Regions from separate parts of the Homo sapiens genome. Here region 1 is linked to region 2. Evidence: chromatin loops called from intact Hi-C (ENCODE). Cell type or tissue: heart right ventricle. All regions are shown on one strand.

Region 1 (8,000 bases), 330 kb after region 2:
CTCCCTAGGGACAAGCCAGCTGAAGCCAGGCAGCCTTCCTCCTGTGTGTATTTTGGCACAGGGACGCCTGGTGCTCGTGCCTCTTCCTGTAACTCCTACCTGCAGCCAACTCCATTTTATCTCAAACTTACTGGGCATCCTAGCCTAACGGGTTCTGCCTGAGTGGGGCAGAGGTGATGGGGTGGGAACACCCAGAAGCAGTCTAAGGCATAGCTGTGCCCACCAAGGAGCTCATGAGGGACTACGTGGGGGACAGAAAAGACCCCTGGCGAACTTCCACCAGGCTCTTTATCTCCTGAGTGTCAACACCTACATCACCAAGACCAGGTGTCCACCTTACCAGTATGGAGAAGGCACTCATAATGGGCAAAGCTGGGCCTCGAGGCAGAGGAAAGAGGACTGAGGACTGCCGTGGCTGCGTGCAGCCATAAAAAACGAGCACGCAACAGGGACGTGTGCAAAGGTTACGTTACATTAGGGCTGGGCATGATGGCTCATGCCTGTAATCCCAGCACTTTGGGAGGCCAGGGTGAGCAGATCACTTGAGGTCAGGAGTTTGAGACCAGCCTGGCTAACATGGAGAACCCCTTTACTAAAATACAAAGAAATTAGGCAGGCATAGTGGTGCACCCCTCTAATCCCAGCTACTCAGGAGGCTGAGGCGGGAGAGTCGCGTGAACCTGGGAGGTGGAGGTTGCAGTGAGCCAAGATCACGCCACTGCACTCCAGCCTGGGCAATAGAGTGAGACTGTCTCAAAAAAAAAAAAAGTTACATTACATTGAAAGGCAAAAACAGAAGATGGTGATTTCAACTACTGCACTGTCTATATTGGGAAGGATTTATTTGTGTGTGTTCCTTTTCTACCCTGTTTTTAGAGACACGATTATTTAAAATGTGGCACAGAAAACAGGTACAATTTTGCTGTGCGATGTGCTGGAATTTAAAATGACTTAGTGGCTGCCACCCCATTTTTATCACCTACCAAATGCTATTCTGTGTTCCCAGAACACAGTTTGTCTCCCTGATAAACTATAGGCTCCCTGAAGGAACACTGAACCCCATTTGTTCATTAATTTGACAATAATTTATTGAGTACTATATGCCCAATGCCGTTTGGATTGCTAGGGGTACAGCGGTGAATGGAGCTCCCTAAGTGGCCTTCTGGGACTTCACATTCTATTTATCAGAGCTAATAAATAGGATAAACAAATAAAAAATGCAGTATGTTATATATGGACAGATGCAAAGTAGCAAAGTACACCAGGGAAAGGAGATAGGATAATAGGATAGCAGAAAGCTGACAGGGGACCACAGACACAGAGGGAGTGAGGAGCCAGTGAGGCAGACAGGGAGGGAACAGCATTTTGAGCAGAGGGAGGAGCAAATGTGGATGCCCTGGTGGAGCACGCTGGCTTCCCCAGGAACAGCAAGGCCAGTGCCTGTGCGGGGAGCGGGATGTGGGGGGAGAGGTCAGGAGCCTGTGGGGAGCTCACTAGTCACCATGAAGGCTCTGGCTTTTATCTGGAGTGCAACAGGAGCAGCACAGAAAGGCCATGAGTAGAGGAGTGACTGGATCTGACTTGTGTTCTCAGCAGGGACACTCTGGCTGCTACAGGAGAGCAGAGCATAGCGGGCAAAGCTCAGCAGCCAGGAGACCTGGCTTAGGTTTGTTACAGGAACCAGGCGAGAGCCGGCCCTGACTAGGGTAGCAGCAGTGGATGTGGTGACAGCAGTGTGAGCTCTGAACTTGTTTTGGAGGATCGGCTGCTGGACAGATGCTGGGCTGGAGAAAGAAGAGGATGACTGTGTGGGTGTGGTCACAGCAAACTGAAGCCTGGGGCTGCCTGTTCACTGGGAAAGGGAAGATTGTGGAGTCTAGGGGTAGGGTGCATTGGTGAGACTGGGGGTTCAGTTTCAATGTGGCGAGTTTGAGATTTTTTTTTTTTTTTGAGATGGAGTCTCGCTCTGTCGCCAGGCTGGAGTGCGGTGGCACAATGTTTGAGATCTTTTAGACACCCATGTAGAGACGCCACCTGGGCAACTGGAAAAGAGGATGGAACCAGGAAGGAGCAGCCAAGGTGGGCATTATGAGCACACACATGTCATTGAAAGCTGTGAACCTGGATGAGATCTCCCAGGGAGCGAGTACCGACACTGACCCACGGCTGCGGATACTTAAGCACGTACTCATTCACCAAACACATAAGCCGGGCCTACGCTGTGCCAGGCACTGTTCTGGTTACCGCAGATATTATAGTGCAGGACGCAAACACCCTAACCTGCAGGCCCTTACATTCTAGAAAGGGAAAGGCAGACAATGATACGACGTGTTCCAACTCTGGGAGCTGAGAGTGAGCGGCAAGAGAAACTGAGAAGGAACAGTTAGTGAGGGAAGAGGAACACCAGGCGAGCAGCTGCCTGAAAAGCCAAGGGAAGAAAGTTGTCTCCAGGAAGGAGTGAGTGATCAGCCCACCGTAACCACGAGATCATAAAGAGAAGGACCGGCCAGGTGCAGTGGCTCATGCCTGTAATCCCAGCACTTTGGGAGGCCGAGGTGGGCGGATCACCCGAGGTCAGGAGTTTGAGACTAGCCTGGCCAATAGGGTGAGACGCCATCTCTACTAATAATACAAAAAAATTAGCCAGGCGTGGTGGCGCACGCCTGTAATCCCAGCTACTCAGGAGGCTGAGGAAGGAGAATCGCTTGAACTTGGGAGGCGGAGGTTGCAGTGAGCCAAGATTGCACCACTGCACTCCAGCCTGGGCGACAAGAGCAAAACTCCATCTCCAAAAAAAAAAAAGAAAAAGAAAAACAGGCCAGGTGCAGTGGCTCACGCCTGTAATCCCAGCATTTTGGGAGGTTGAGGCGGGCAGATCACGAGGTCAGGAGATCGAGACCATCCTGGCTAACACAGTGAAACCCCGTCTCTACTAAAAATACAAAAAATTAGCCAGGTGTGGTGGTGGGCGCCTGTAGTCCCAGCTCCTTGGGAGGCTGAGGCAGAAGAATGGTGTGAACCTGGGAGGAGGCGGAGCTTGCAGTGAGCCAAGATCACGCCACTGCACTCCAGCCTGGGCGACAGAGCGAGACTCCATCTCCAAAATAAAAAAAAGAAAAACACCAGCAAGACAGAGAGGCTCCTCTTTCCATTACTTGTCAGTGGGTCATTGTGGCCCACCTCCTCTCCTGGCCTGCACACTCTCCCCATCCTCCTCTGGCAAGGTCCTCAGAAGGTTCTAGAGTCTTCCTGGACTACCTCACATTCACATTCATCAGCTCAGCTAACCTGACCACAGGTGGCCTTTTCCAACTGTTAAATCCACGATTTTTACACCTCTAATTTTTTTTAAAGTGGCAGGATCTTTATTTAAATAAAGTCTTCAGAGAACTTCAATACGTACATAACAACACAGAAAGTAGAGACATTTTGGTCGAAGCCTCACAGGTTTCTGAGAAATCTGTCCAAGCTTTGGGTTCGTGAGATCGTCTGAAACCACAGGTCCAGAGCCTCTGCTCCGCAAAGAACCGCCACGGGGGCCCCTGGTTTTTAAAGATTTACTGCCTCCAGCCTATATACCTGGACACAGAATTTTGGGGGACAAAGGCTGTCTCACTCATGCCATCTCCCAGGGTGCCTCCCTCGGGCACAGGCTCCAGGAACACTTGTGTACCAGTGAGGTATCCTCTATGGTTTCCCAGGCATCTCCAACCTCCACGAAGGCTGCCACTGCTGACAACACCCTACAATTGCCTCCGCCCCCTCAGATCACTCAAGCAGCCTGCTGAAGCCCCTTCCTCTCAGACTTTGCCCACTCACCCCAAAGAAACCTAGAATCTCAGGGATTCTCTTCTCATCTACTCACCACTCCAGATAGATGGAGTTTGCGCACAGGGTACCCCAGGACTTGAAATGAGGGCTCCCTTTCGAGAATGAAATCAGAAGACCCATTAGACAGTGGAAGAGGTCAGCCATTTAGAGCAGGGATCCACCGGAGAGGACCAGGAGACTCGGGACACGCTCAAGTCCAAGCAGCACACTCGGTCTCAGGGAGCCAGGACTGGAATGTGACTCAAGCTGAAACTTGAGACAGTTAAAACTGTGATCTACGTGAAGGGGTGAGGCCTGCCTCGAGATCAGAAAACGGGGGGCTCAAATTTAGGCAAATAAACAAAAGCAACTACACACACACGCAAACACACAGAGAGCTCTCTCTGAAGGATACAAACCAAATTAAGAGTGGTATAGCAGTGAACACAAAGAAAAACTTTGTGAGGGGTGAGTGGAGTGTGACTAAAGGAGTACATAATACGCTGCCTTTTTTCTTTGTTTCTTTTTTTTTTTTTTTTTTTTTTTTAGACAGTCTAGCTCAGTTGCCCAGGCTGGAGTACAGTAGTACAATCTGATTGGAGTACAATCAGAATTTACTGCAACCTCAAATTCTTGGGCTCAAGTGATCCTCTTGCCTTAGCCTCTAGTCTTAGTAGGGACTAGAGGTGCACACCAACATGCCCAGTTAATTTAAAAAATTTTTCTAGAGATGGAGTCTCCTTATGTTGCTCAGGTTGGTCTCGAACACCTAGCCTCAGGCAATCTTCCCACTTTGGCATCCTAAAGTGCTGGGAATGACAGGTCTGTGAGCCACTGTGCCTAGCCAAGGCTTTTTTCTTTATGCAAAAAAGCACACCTGTCATCCCAGAACTTTGGGAGGCCCAGGTGGGAGGACTGCTTGCACCCAGGAGTTGGAGACTAGCTTGGGCAACACAGTGAAAACCTGTCTCTACAAAAAATTTAAGAATTAGCCTGGTGTGGAGATGCACACCTGTGGTCCCAGCTACTCAGGAGGCTGTGGCAGGAGGACTGCTTGAGCCTGGGAGTTTGAGGTTGCAGTGAGCTATGATGGCGCCATGGTACTCCAGCCTGGGCAGGGACTCTGTCTCAAAAAACAAAAACAAAAGCACACCTGCTTTTTGAGAGCCCTACTCTCAGGAGAGCCTCCAGCCACCTCGTTGGCCATCATTCTATGGCTCTAGTTTCAAACACACATTTCAGACAAGTTGGTACAAGGAGACGTGCACTCCTACCTATTCACTTCTTCAAGAAGCATTTCCTGAGCGCCTGTAAACTATGCTTGGCATGGAGAGGTGAACAGAGGACTAGGCTTGGTCTCTGCCCTGCTGGACTACATTCCAGTCTCATCCTAATTCTGTCTGCTGGGTCATGTGTGGTTGGCAGAATGATGCCCCTCACCCTAATCCCTGGAACCCGTGAATGTTTTGTTACATGGCAAAGGGGAATGAAGGTTACAGATGAAATTAAGGTTGCTCATCAGCGGACTCAAAAAGAGATTATCCTGGACTGAGTAGCCCAATATAATCATGAGGGTCCTTGAATGGGGAAGAGGCAGATGAGCCGGAACCCAGGACAGTATCTGAGAAAGACTCTACTAGCCACTGCTGGCTTTGAAGATGGAAGGAGGCCACAAGCCAAGAAATGCAGGCAGCCTCTAGGAGCTGGGCAAGTCAAGAAAATAGATTTTCCCCTAGAGCTTCCAGGAAGGAACACAGCCCTGCCAACAGCTTGATTTTAGCTCAGTGAGACCCATTTTGGACCTCTGACCTCCAGAACTGTAAAATAATAAATTTGGGTTTTGTTTTGTTTTTAGAGAGGGTCTCGTTCTGTCGTCCAGGCTGGAGTGCAGTGGTGTGATCATAGCTCATTGCAGCCTTGAACTCCTGGGCTGAAACAATCCTCCTGTCTCAGCCTCCCAAGTGGCTGGGACTACAGGCACAAGCGATGTGTGTTGTTTTTTTTTTTTTTTTTTGAGACGGAGTTTCGCTCTGTCGCCCAGGCTGGAGTGCAGTGGCGCGATCTCGACTCACTGCAAGCTCCGCCTCCCGGGTTCACGCCATTCTCCTGCCTCAGCCTCCCGTGTAGCTGGGACTACAGGCGTGCGCCACCATGCCCGGCTAATTTTTGTATTTTTAGTAGAGACGGGGTTTCACCGTGTTAGCCAGGATGGTCTCGATCTCCTGACCTCGTGATCCGCCCGTCTCAGCCTCCCAAAGTGCTGGGATTACAGGCGTGAGCCACCGCGCCCGGCCCGATGTGTGTTGTTTTAAGCCATTAGATTTGTGTGATTTGTTACAGCAGCAAATAGGAAACTGACATAAGGACCATGGGGAAGAAGGAACCATTTCTTTGAGAAATGGTTTTCCCTTTTGGAAAAAGGAATGGACATCTGCCCTTCTATACAAGTTATTTTTGTAAGGGCCAAATAAACTGTATGTAAGCTTCTTTTTTTTTTTTTTTTTTGGAGACAGAGTTTCACTCTGTTGCCCAGGCTGGAGTGCAGTGGCGCAATCTCGGCTCACTGCAACTTCCACCTCCCAGGTTCAAGCAATTCTCCTGCCTCAGCCTCCCAAGTAGCTGGGATTACAGGCGCCTGCCACCACACCTGGCTAATTTTTATATTTTTAGTAGAGATGAGGTTTCGCCATATCGGCCAGGTTGGTCTCAAACTCCCGACCTCAGGTGATCTGCCCGCCTCAGCCTGCCAAAGTGCTGGGATTACAGGCGTGAGCCACCACGACTTGCCTTGTATGTAAGCTTCTTAAACTCAGTAGGAGCCCAAACAACACAAGCACTTACTGCTGTTATGAGGCAATTTACTGAGCTGGTGTCCCCTGGAGGTGTCTGTCCACTGCTCATCTTATCTATTCTCTGGACACCTAACTGAATTGCTGAGTGGCCCCATCTGGGCCTCAGCTCCACCAGGGTAAGGTGGGCACCCCTCAGGCTCTAGCTAGAACAAACTGCATGTGTGGAAATCAGTATCAGGCTTCTGGGAAACACTGGCCTACCCGGACCCAGTGACCAATTCCAGGAAACAAGGAAACACTAAGAAAAGCCCACCTGGTCAGGTGCGGTGGCTCACGCCTGTAATCCTAGCAGTTTGGGAGGCTGAGGCAGGTGGATCACCTGAGGTCAGGAGTTCGAGACCAGCCTGGCCAACATGGCGAAACCCTGTCTCTACTAAAAATACAAAAATTAGCTGGGCATGGTGGCACACGCCTGTAATCCCAGCTACTCAGGAGGGTGAGGCAGGAGAATCGCTTGAACCTGGGAAGCAGAGGATGCACTGAACCGAGATCGCGCCACTGCACTCCAGCCTGGGCGACAGAGCAAGACTCTTGTCTCAAAAAATAAAAAATAAAAAAATAGGCCAGGCGTGGTGTACTTTGCGAGGCCAAGGCAGTTGGATCACCTGAGGTCAAGAGTTTGAGACCAACCTGGCCAACATGGGAAAACCCTGTCTCTACTAAAAATACAAAAATTAGCCGGGTATGGTGGCGCACGCCTGTAATCCCAGCTACTAGGGAGGGTGAGGCAGGAGAATTGCTTGAACCTGGGAGGCAGAGGTTGTAGTGAGCCGGGCTTGTGCTACTACATGCCAGCCTGGGCAACAGAGCAAGATTCCGTCTCAAAAAACAAACAAACAGAAAAAGAAAAGCTCAGCTTTCAGGCCAGCCTTCCTCATCATTCAGATCCCCTGCCCCGGCCCCGTGTACCAGGAAACCTGAGCACCACCCACCCCACCCACCCCACCCACCCCTACTGTGGGCTCTGCCATAGAGCAGCCTCTCTGAGGCCTGGCCCAGGAGCGCTGCCTGCGAGGTCCCTACTGTGCTTCCCTCTCAGGAGGGCTCACCTGGAGAGGGGCTCTCCGCCCGGGGAAGGCCTCCTTCTGCCACTTCCCTGTCTTTGGGTGAGTCCTTGCTGTCTGGGCCCCTGAGCTGGGTGTGGGAGAAGAGCTGCAAGACGAAGCCGGCGGGGAAGCTGCCGTCAGTGAAGTGTCGGACCTCGGCTGGTGCTGCGAAAGTCTCCGTGGGCGAGTCTGGCGATGGGGGCTCTGGAAGGGAGGACGGGATGGAACTGTGAGTGAAAAAGCCTCAGGAGCTGCAGGCGCCCTGCGCCCAGGCCCTGCTCCATCCTCACTG
Region 2 (8,000 bases):
TGCTCCGCGTGTATCACCTCATTCAATTATTTTATTTTATTTTTTGAGATGGAATTTCACTCTTTTTGCGCAGGCTGGAGTGCAATGGCTCGATCTTGGCTCACTGCAACCTCCACCTCCCGGGTTCAAGCGATTCTCCTGCCTCAGCCTCCTGAGTAGCTGGGATTACAGACATGCACCACCATGCCTGGATAATTTTTGTATTTTTAGTAGAGATGGGGTTTCACCATATTGGCCAGGCTGGTCTCGAACTACTGACCTCAAGTGATCTGCCCGCCACGGCCTCCCAAAGTGCTGGGATTACAGGCGTCAGCAACTGCGCCTGGCCATCTCATTCAATTATTAACACAACAAGTGCAATTTTTATCCCCATTGTATGGTTGGAAACAGAGCCCTAGGTTAGGTGAGCCACCTGCCCGAGATTACTTGCTTGTGGGGAGCTGGGGTTTGAAGCTGCGATTTGGTTGCTTACAGTGGGGTGTGTTGGTGAGACAGCAGGCCTGGTGACCCATAACCCTAGGCAAGTCTCTGACCCACCTAATCCTCAGTTTCTACCTCTGTGAAATGGGATAGATGATATTGGCACTGTACCTGCTGGTGGCCTTGCTGTGAAGATGCAAGGAGTCCCCGCGTGATTTTAGCACGCAGTAGGTGCTCCTCAGTGTGGGTTCCTGGTACTGGGTCAGCAGTCATCGTGCTGCAGGCTGCCCCTGGAGGTGGAGGGAGGTCGATAGGGAAGGCCCTGGCCCCTGGGCCCTGGCTGGGTCCCTCTGCAGTGGGCAGCCTCGCTGTGACCTCCCCGGCCCCTACTTGTTCCAGGGGTGGCTGTGAAGGTGGAGGAGCCCAGGTATAAAAAGGACAAGCAGCTCAATGAGAAAATCTCCCTGCTCCGCAGCGACATCACCAAGCTGGAGGTGGACGCCATCGTCAACGCCGGTGAGTGGCTGGCCTGAACCAGAGACCTGGTGGCCGCCCTGTTGCCTTTGCTCTGCTCTGCTGTGCCAGGCCTGGGTGGACGCCACCTGGCTCCAGTGAGGCTCGGGTTGCTGGCAAGGACAGCCTGCTGGCGCCATGGCAGCCCAACGTGTCGGCCACTCGGGCTCCTCTTCCCTTGAAACCCTGACCTGCTGTGTCGGGGGCGCCTTGCTCCACTGAGACCCATTAGTGGCCGGGGAAGGGGGAGAGCTGGGCTGAAACTGGGCTGCCCTGCCAGGAAGGCAGAGGCCACAGCGGGGAGGTCTGACCTTGGGGGGCCACAGAAGCCCCAACCAGCACCTGCCTTCCTCTGCCTTTGGCCTGGCCTGCCCCCGCTTCAGACCTGGGCGGGTGAGGGAGCTTGTCGAGGGATAGTGGGGGCAGAGAGGTCCCCTGCCATGCCCTGGCAGCTTTCCAGAGCCTAGAAACAGGAGCTGCTCAGCTTCCTGCGCTCGCCTCTTGCTGGCTTGGCAGTTTATTGTGATGAGTATGGGAGCCGGCTGCCTCTTTGTGGGAGGGAGGAAGGGGGCTGCTACTCCACACAGCTAGTGGTTGTCTGGCAAGGTCAAAGGCGCCAGGAAAGGACTTTGGCATGGGGTGCCAAGGGCTGGTTAAGTCGAGCAGGTGGCTTGTGGAACAGGTTGAGTGGCGGCTGAACCCCGGCCCTCGCCCGCCTGCTCGCTTGCTCCTTTGCTTACCTGGCATCTGCACCAAGCATTGGAGGAAGGGGGGCCTCTTTCTCAGACCCTGAATATGGGGGGCAGGTCCTCTCGTCTTGGGCTCCAGCTCACAGGGAAAACCCTGCTGTGCCAGCCCCTCCCTAACCTGTGCAGGCCCAGGGCACCCCCAGGAGCTTCTCGAGTCTCCTTCGTCCCCACTTTGCGCTTGTAGCGGTCGTGCCTGGCCCCAGCGCTGTCCCCCAGTGACTCTGGGGCATGGTGGTGCTGATGCTGTGAGCATTTCCGTTAATCTCTGTGAGTGACAGGCTCTAGGATCCGGAGAGGGGAGTTCACTCGGCCGCCCCGGGCCTGGTCCGTGGGGTCTGAGTTGTGTTTCCTGAAGCAACCTTGCTCTATGCGTCTTCCCACTGTTGACTGCAAAGCTGGATAGTCATATGGGGGTGCCTTGCCCGCACATTCCCTGTCTAGGCACACAGGTGACAGGTTACACGTAGGCAGGAGTTTCTGCTCAGTGTGGCTGGCTGAGGGCAGCAGGGAGAGCTAGGGTCACCTTGGGCTTCTGCAGGTGGTTCTGGTGTGTTTCTCTAGGGCCACTAGGATGAGAACTGCTAGTCCATCTGAGGACACACAGCTAAGACAAAGCCACATCTGGGTTGGCAGACATTACAGCGGCCTAGGGGAGAAGGGCGTTCTTGCTGCCTGTGCCCAGGAGGGGCTGGCCTGGAGCAGAAGGGCAGAGCCTTGGGGCTGTGGCTGAGGGGGCAGTCAGGCAGGCCAGTGGGTACTCCAGCCCTGCCAGTCACTGGCAAGCGTGTGAGAGGTACTGCAGCGGTACCTTCTTGCTGAGCTGCAAAGTGGCCGGAGGGAAAATGAGGCATCTTGTGAGCTCTGTCCCCCTTGGGTTGGTGGTTCGCTGCAACATGGGCCAGGAGAAAGGGTGCAGGGACCAAGGTGGGGTGTTGATGGGTTCAGATGGAATGGGGGCGCTCCGGAGGCTGCACCCGGGCTGTGGGCGTGATTAACACTGCTTCCTAAGTGCCCTTGGGAGTCGCCAGGTTTTGGATGCAGCAGCTCCATCAGAAGCGGTTTAGTGCCAGCTCCATTTGCACCAGGGCCAGGGCTGGGGCAGTGCTGGCTGAGTTTCTCTGTGGACTCCCCTTCTCTGTGTCCTTGCCTAGGCCTCTGTTTCCTCCTCTGCAAAATGAGGGTGGTGAAGAAACCACCCGTCAGGTTACTGGGGGCACTCGGAGCTGATGCACGTGACGTGCAAATGACGGTCACTCAGCACCTGGCGGGAATCGGGGCTCAGCACCTCGCACTGGTGCTGAAACTGGTGTCATCAGCGCCGTTCTGGGCATCACCCCTGTCCCAGCGGTGCCGAGGGACATGGTACCTCCTGCAAATGATCAGCTTTCACCTCCCCCTGCTTGCCTCAGTTTACCCATACACCTCTTGGTGTGTTCTCCTGGGATCTTTTTGTTCTAGACTCTCACAGCCAGGAGGACCCGGTACCCGCCTGGAATCCCAGGGAATGACGGAGGCAGGGTCTGAACACGGGCTTCCCACACAGAGCCCGAGTCTCCTTTCAGCCGTCCAGGGCTTTGTGGAACCCCAGCGTTCAAAGTGGCTTTGGCACTGGTCAGGCCTCCAGGGTCCTGGGTGGCCTTGGCTCCCACCCCAGCCCCTGTGCCCACCAGGGGGCAGCAGAGATTGCAGTTCCCAGGAGCCCATATATCAGCCTGTTTATTAGTGGAATAAAAGTCGTTGGCAACGGCAGGGCTTTTCGGGGCTGCATAAATCTGCGTCTGTGCCTCGTGAAACCCATATGTGCTTAATTCATATGTAAAGTTTCAAGCAGGAAGAGAATACGTGTCCATTAAATTCTATTTGACTTGATTATAATCATTAGCCGTGAATAATTGCTTCTCAGTGCCTACCACGGAGCCACCACAATAAGCCAGAGGAGAGAGCAATTATCTTGGGGTGGGGATTTTTAAATTTATATTTTTGAAGCCAGGAGCAGTGCTGGCCCCGCGGGCGTCAGTGGCCCATGGAGAACGCCGTGGGTCACACTGGGCTGGGAGCTTGAGATCTGGCCGCCCGCCGGAGCTTCTGGATTTTGTTGTGGGGAACAGTTCTCTTTGTTCCTGCTGCCATATGGGAGGGGCTGTCGCTGCCTGGGCTTGGGTCCAGCTGCAGGGATGTGGAGGGGAAGGGTGCAGTGGGAGCTAGGAGAGGGCTGTGAGGGAAAGGGGGCGGGGAGAGCTCCCAACCCCCCACCCTCCTCCATCCTGAAAAGCTGTGGGGTTGAAGGGGTCTCCAGCCAGGCTGTGGGCATCTCTCTTGCCACTCAGCAGGGCCCTGGGGATCCTTGGAGAGGGCAGTTGCCAGGTGTCCCCCTGCCCGCCCCCCTCACTCTTTCCCCTCCCTGAAGAGGCATCTGCCTGTGACCTCCGTCAGGCCATTGAGAATCGGACCCTGGGCGGGACGTAGTAGCTCACTCCTGTAATCCCAGCACCGTGGGAGGCCGAGACGAGAGGATCACTTGAGCTCGGGAGTTTGAGACCAGCCTGGCCAACATAGTGAGACTCTATCTCTACAAAAAAAAAAATAATACGGCATGGTGGTGTGTGCCTATAATCCCAGCTACTCAGGAGGCTGAGGCAGGAGGATTGCTTGAACCTGGGAGGTTGAGGCTGCAGTGAGCCATGGTTGTGCCACTGCACTCCAGCCTGGGTGACAGAGTGAGACCCTATCTAAAATATATATATATATATAATAGAACATCAGATTCTGGGCCAGGTACGATGGCTCACACCTGTAATCCCAGAACTTTGGGAGGCTGAGACAGGCGGATCACTTGAGGTCAGGAGTTTCGAGACTAGCCTGGCCAACATGGCGAAATCCCATCTCTACTAAAAATACAAAAATTAGCCAGGCGTGATGGCATGCACCTGTAATCCCAGCTACTTGGGAGGCTGAGGTAGGAGAATCACTTGAACCCAGGAGGCTGAGGCAGGAGGATTGCTTGAACCTGGGAGGTCAAGGCTGCAGTGAGCCATGATTGTGTTACTGCCTTCCAGCCTGGGCAACAGAGTGAGACTCCATCTCAAAAAAAAAAAAAGAAAGAAAGAAAATCAGACTCTGAGGCTGCAGGCGGTGGCTCACTCTTGTAATCCCAGCACTTTGAGAGGCTGAGGCAGGAAGATTGCTTGAGCCCAGGAGTTTGAGACCAACTTGAGCAACACAGTGGCACCCTATCTCTACCAAAAAAAAAATTAAAAAAGATTAGTAGGGTGTGGTGGTGCATGCCTGTAGTCCAGCTACTTGGGAGGCTGAAGTGGGAGGACTGCTTGAGCCTGGGAGGTCGAGGCTGCAGTGAGCTGTGACTGTGCCATTGCACTGCAGCCTGGGCAACAGAGTGAGATGCTGTCTCAAAAAACAAATAAAAATAAGAAAATCAGATTCTGTTTCCCTACTGATCTCCTGGCATTTGAAATTCAGGACTGGTTTCCACTCTTACATTATTGGGCTATGAGATGTGATTGGGATGTGTGTGATGGTGTGTGTGTGAGGTCAGGAGTTTGGCCTGTGTGTGTGATGTGTGCGGTGCGTGTGTTTGTGATGTAGCATGTTTGTGTCTGTGCTTGTGTGATGCGTGGGGTGTGTGTGATAGAGTGTGTGTGTGAGGTCAGGAGTTTGGCCTATGTGTGTGGGGTGTGCGTATGCATTTGTATGATGTGTGTGATGCGTGTGTGTGCGTGATGTGTGTGTGTCTGTGCTTGTGTGATGCATGGGGTGTGGGTGATGGAGGGTGTGTGTGGTGTGATGTGTGTTTGTATGGGATGTGGTGGGAGTGAGGTGGGAGGTTGGGCAGAAGCATAGAAGTGGGGATGCCTGGCTGGCGGGTGGCAGGGCTTGAAGTTGCAGGGACGGAACAAACCCCCACACCCTCAGGCACAGTGCAGGCCTCCCTGGGCCCTGTCCCCGTGGGCTGCCAGCTGAGGCCACTTGCTTGGGTAGCACCCGGGAGAGTCTCAGGTTCCTGCCATCTGTGTCGGCCACGGCTCCTGCCCACAGGAGCATGGCGCATCCGTCTTAATGAAATTGGGCTGCCATGTGCAGGAGATAAGCCAGGGAGCCCCCGCAGGCCCCCTCTTCTGGAGGAGGAGGTTCTCAGAGCCGGTGCCTGCCTCTCCAGCCTTGCCTATGACCTCAGTCCTGTGTCTGGGGAGAGCGCCGGTCTCAGGGTATCCACTAGGGGGTGCTGTGGCTGCCAGGGTGTTTATGTCTCCTTTTTACCACGGGGGTGCAGTGACCTTGACTAGGCCACCTCCCTGCCCTTGAGTTTCCTGGTGCACCAGACCTGTGTGTGTGGACTTCTTGTTCCTGACAGATAGCAGAGTCCTGGGCAGGACATGTCCGGGCACAAAGAAAGATCCCCATTCTTGGCCAGGCACGGTGGCTCACGCCTGTTATCCTAGCACTTTGGGAGGCCGAGGCGGGCGGATCGCTTGAGGTCAGGAGTTTGAGAGCAGCCTGGCCAACATGGTGAAACCTGGTCTCTACTAAAAATACAAAAATTAGCCGGACACAGTGGCATGCGCCTGTAGTCCCAGCTAGTCAGGAGGCTGCGGCAGAAGAATTGCTTGAACCTGGGAGGTGGAGGTTGCGGTGAGCCGAGATTGTGCCACTGCACTCCATCCTGGTTGCTGGGTGACAGAGCAAGATTCCATCTCAAAAAAAAAGAAAAATCCCCATTCTTGGCCAACCCAGGGGTCCAGCTGCCTGGCTTTGGCCTTCATGTCATAAGAGGACAGGGCAGAGATGGATGAAAGGCTTTGTGCAAAGATGGAAGGGATCTTTTGTTTCAATGCCAGCCCAGAGCAGTGAGCATGGGCTGTGCGCACCGTGGCCAGGAGCAGGTCAGGGTCCCAGCACCCCTGCTGGCCACTCCGTGGCCTCTACTTCCTCATCTGAGAAATGGCATCAGCATCAGTTCCACCGAAGGGCAGGGGTGAGGAGGACAGGAGTTCAGGCCTGTCCAGCCCTGGGCCCAGGGCCTGGCACACGGAGAGTCCCCAGGAAATGATTACTGGGAAGTCAGGAGCGAGAGCTACTAAGCAGAGTATAATGTGACAAAGTGCTAGGAGCAAGGTCTGAACAAAGTGCCACGCAACGCCGCAGGGACCAATTAATTCTGCAAGGAGGTGGCGGGAGGCGAGGCGGGTCAGCTAGCCTTTGAGGGGCCCAGGTGTGCGGCGGGGACGGGTGGGAAGCCATGTTTCACAGCGACAAGCCGACCTCGCAGGGAGATTTTTAAGCCGCTTATTTATTTAAAATAAGTCATGAAGTGGCGCTCTATCTCCTTAAGTCTTGGGGCTTTGATTTGTGAGAATCTGCTGGCCGCTTATCACCGCCCTCCTCCCAAGCACCGGCAGCCCCTGCCTCATCCTCTCCTGCCGCCTGGAGGGCCCAGCAGAGCCTGGCCTGGTGAGAAGGAGCAGGCCAGAACCTGAGTGGCCACCTGAGCGGCCACCCGCCCCTGCGTCCGGCTGTCCCTGGGCACTGCTTGGAGTCAGTGATTTAGAGACCGCCTTGATGGACTACCAAGCAGGGGCCCCGCAGGGATGCGGACTGCCTTGTGGGAAGTGATCTGACGCTGAACTGTCGCCGTAAATCGCTTTATCTGTCACTTCAGATTTTAATGTGTTTGCTGAGGCTTGCCGGCCACCACGACAGCAGAAACCTCTCCGCAGTGGGCAGGGGAGATGGCCGGGCCAGCGACGAGTCCAGGGCTGGCTGTACAGCAGACTTTGCAGCTGGAACCTGTTAGCAACATGGGCCTGGCCCTGGGCTCCCTCCTCCTCGGGGAAGCCAAGCGCAGGTGGGGCCGGGCTCCCTCCTCCTCGGGGAAGCCAAGAGCAGGTGGGGCCGGGCCACTTTCCGGTGCCCTGGCCACTCTGGATGTGCTCAGTGCTCTCAGAGGCCCGAGAGGCAGGCAGGATTGTTACCCCATTTTCGGGGATCAGATAACAAGCCCCACCTCGGCAGGTGACTGAGCCAGAATTCGAACTCAGGCACTTTCATCCATGCAACATACATAGATGATACGGCTGCTGTGCACCACGCCGTGGGGTGGGCCTGGGCTGCAAAGGACACAGTCTCTAATTCCGGATAAGGGGTAACACATGTGAATGGAAAAGGAACCATGGTGCATGAGAGGCAGGAGTCTGGCCTACAGGGGAGGGAAGCAGTGGGGAAGGCTGCCTGGAGGAGAGGGTGCTTGGGTTGGACGGGGTGCTAAGTCAGAAGTCGGGGCAAGAGCATTCTGTGGGGAGAGAG

Evidence for each region. Hi-C counts contacts between places; a loop is a spot of excess contacts. Peaks named below come from ENCODE experiments on the same cell type or tissue, not always from the same donor. Only the 100,000 strongest peaks of a DNase experiment are listed, where the experiment ranks them.
Region 1: it touches region 2 in a loop (5-fold over the local background); 86 of 110 quality-filtered maps call a loop at or near these places.

What each region holds. Positions count from the first base shown.
Region 1 is chr11:63,818,714-63,826,713 of GRCh38, reverse strand. It overlaps SPINDOC (spindlin interactor and repressor of chromatin binding), which reads right to left. Exons shown (of 6, transcript NM_138471.3): 5 at 7,712-7,912. Among named protein-coding and RNA genes, the nearest start is that of SPINDOC, 9.3 kb to the right of the region's middle. In heart right ventricle, no CTCF peak of the experiment used is centred here; no DNase peak of the experiment used is centred here.
Region 2 is chr11:64,144,175-64,152,174 of GRCh38, reverse strand. MACROD1 (mono-ADP ribosylhydrolase 1) reads left to right here. Exons shown (of 11, transcript NM_014067.4): 3 at 820-936. Among named protein-coding and RNA genes, the nearest start is that of MACROD1, 18 kb to the left of the region's middle. RefSeq lists an enhancer at 5,707-6,208. In heart right ventricle, CTCF peaks have their summits at 3,148, 3,347 (motif pointing right), 5,720 and 5,921 (motif pointing right); DNase peaks (open chromatin) are centred at 1,034, 3,354, 3,784 and 5,922; H3K4me3 peaks cover 581 bases; H3K27ac peaks cover 2,482 bases.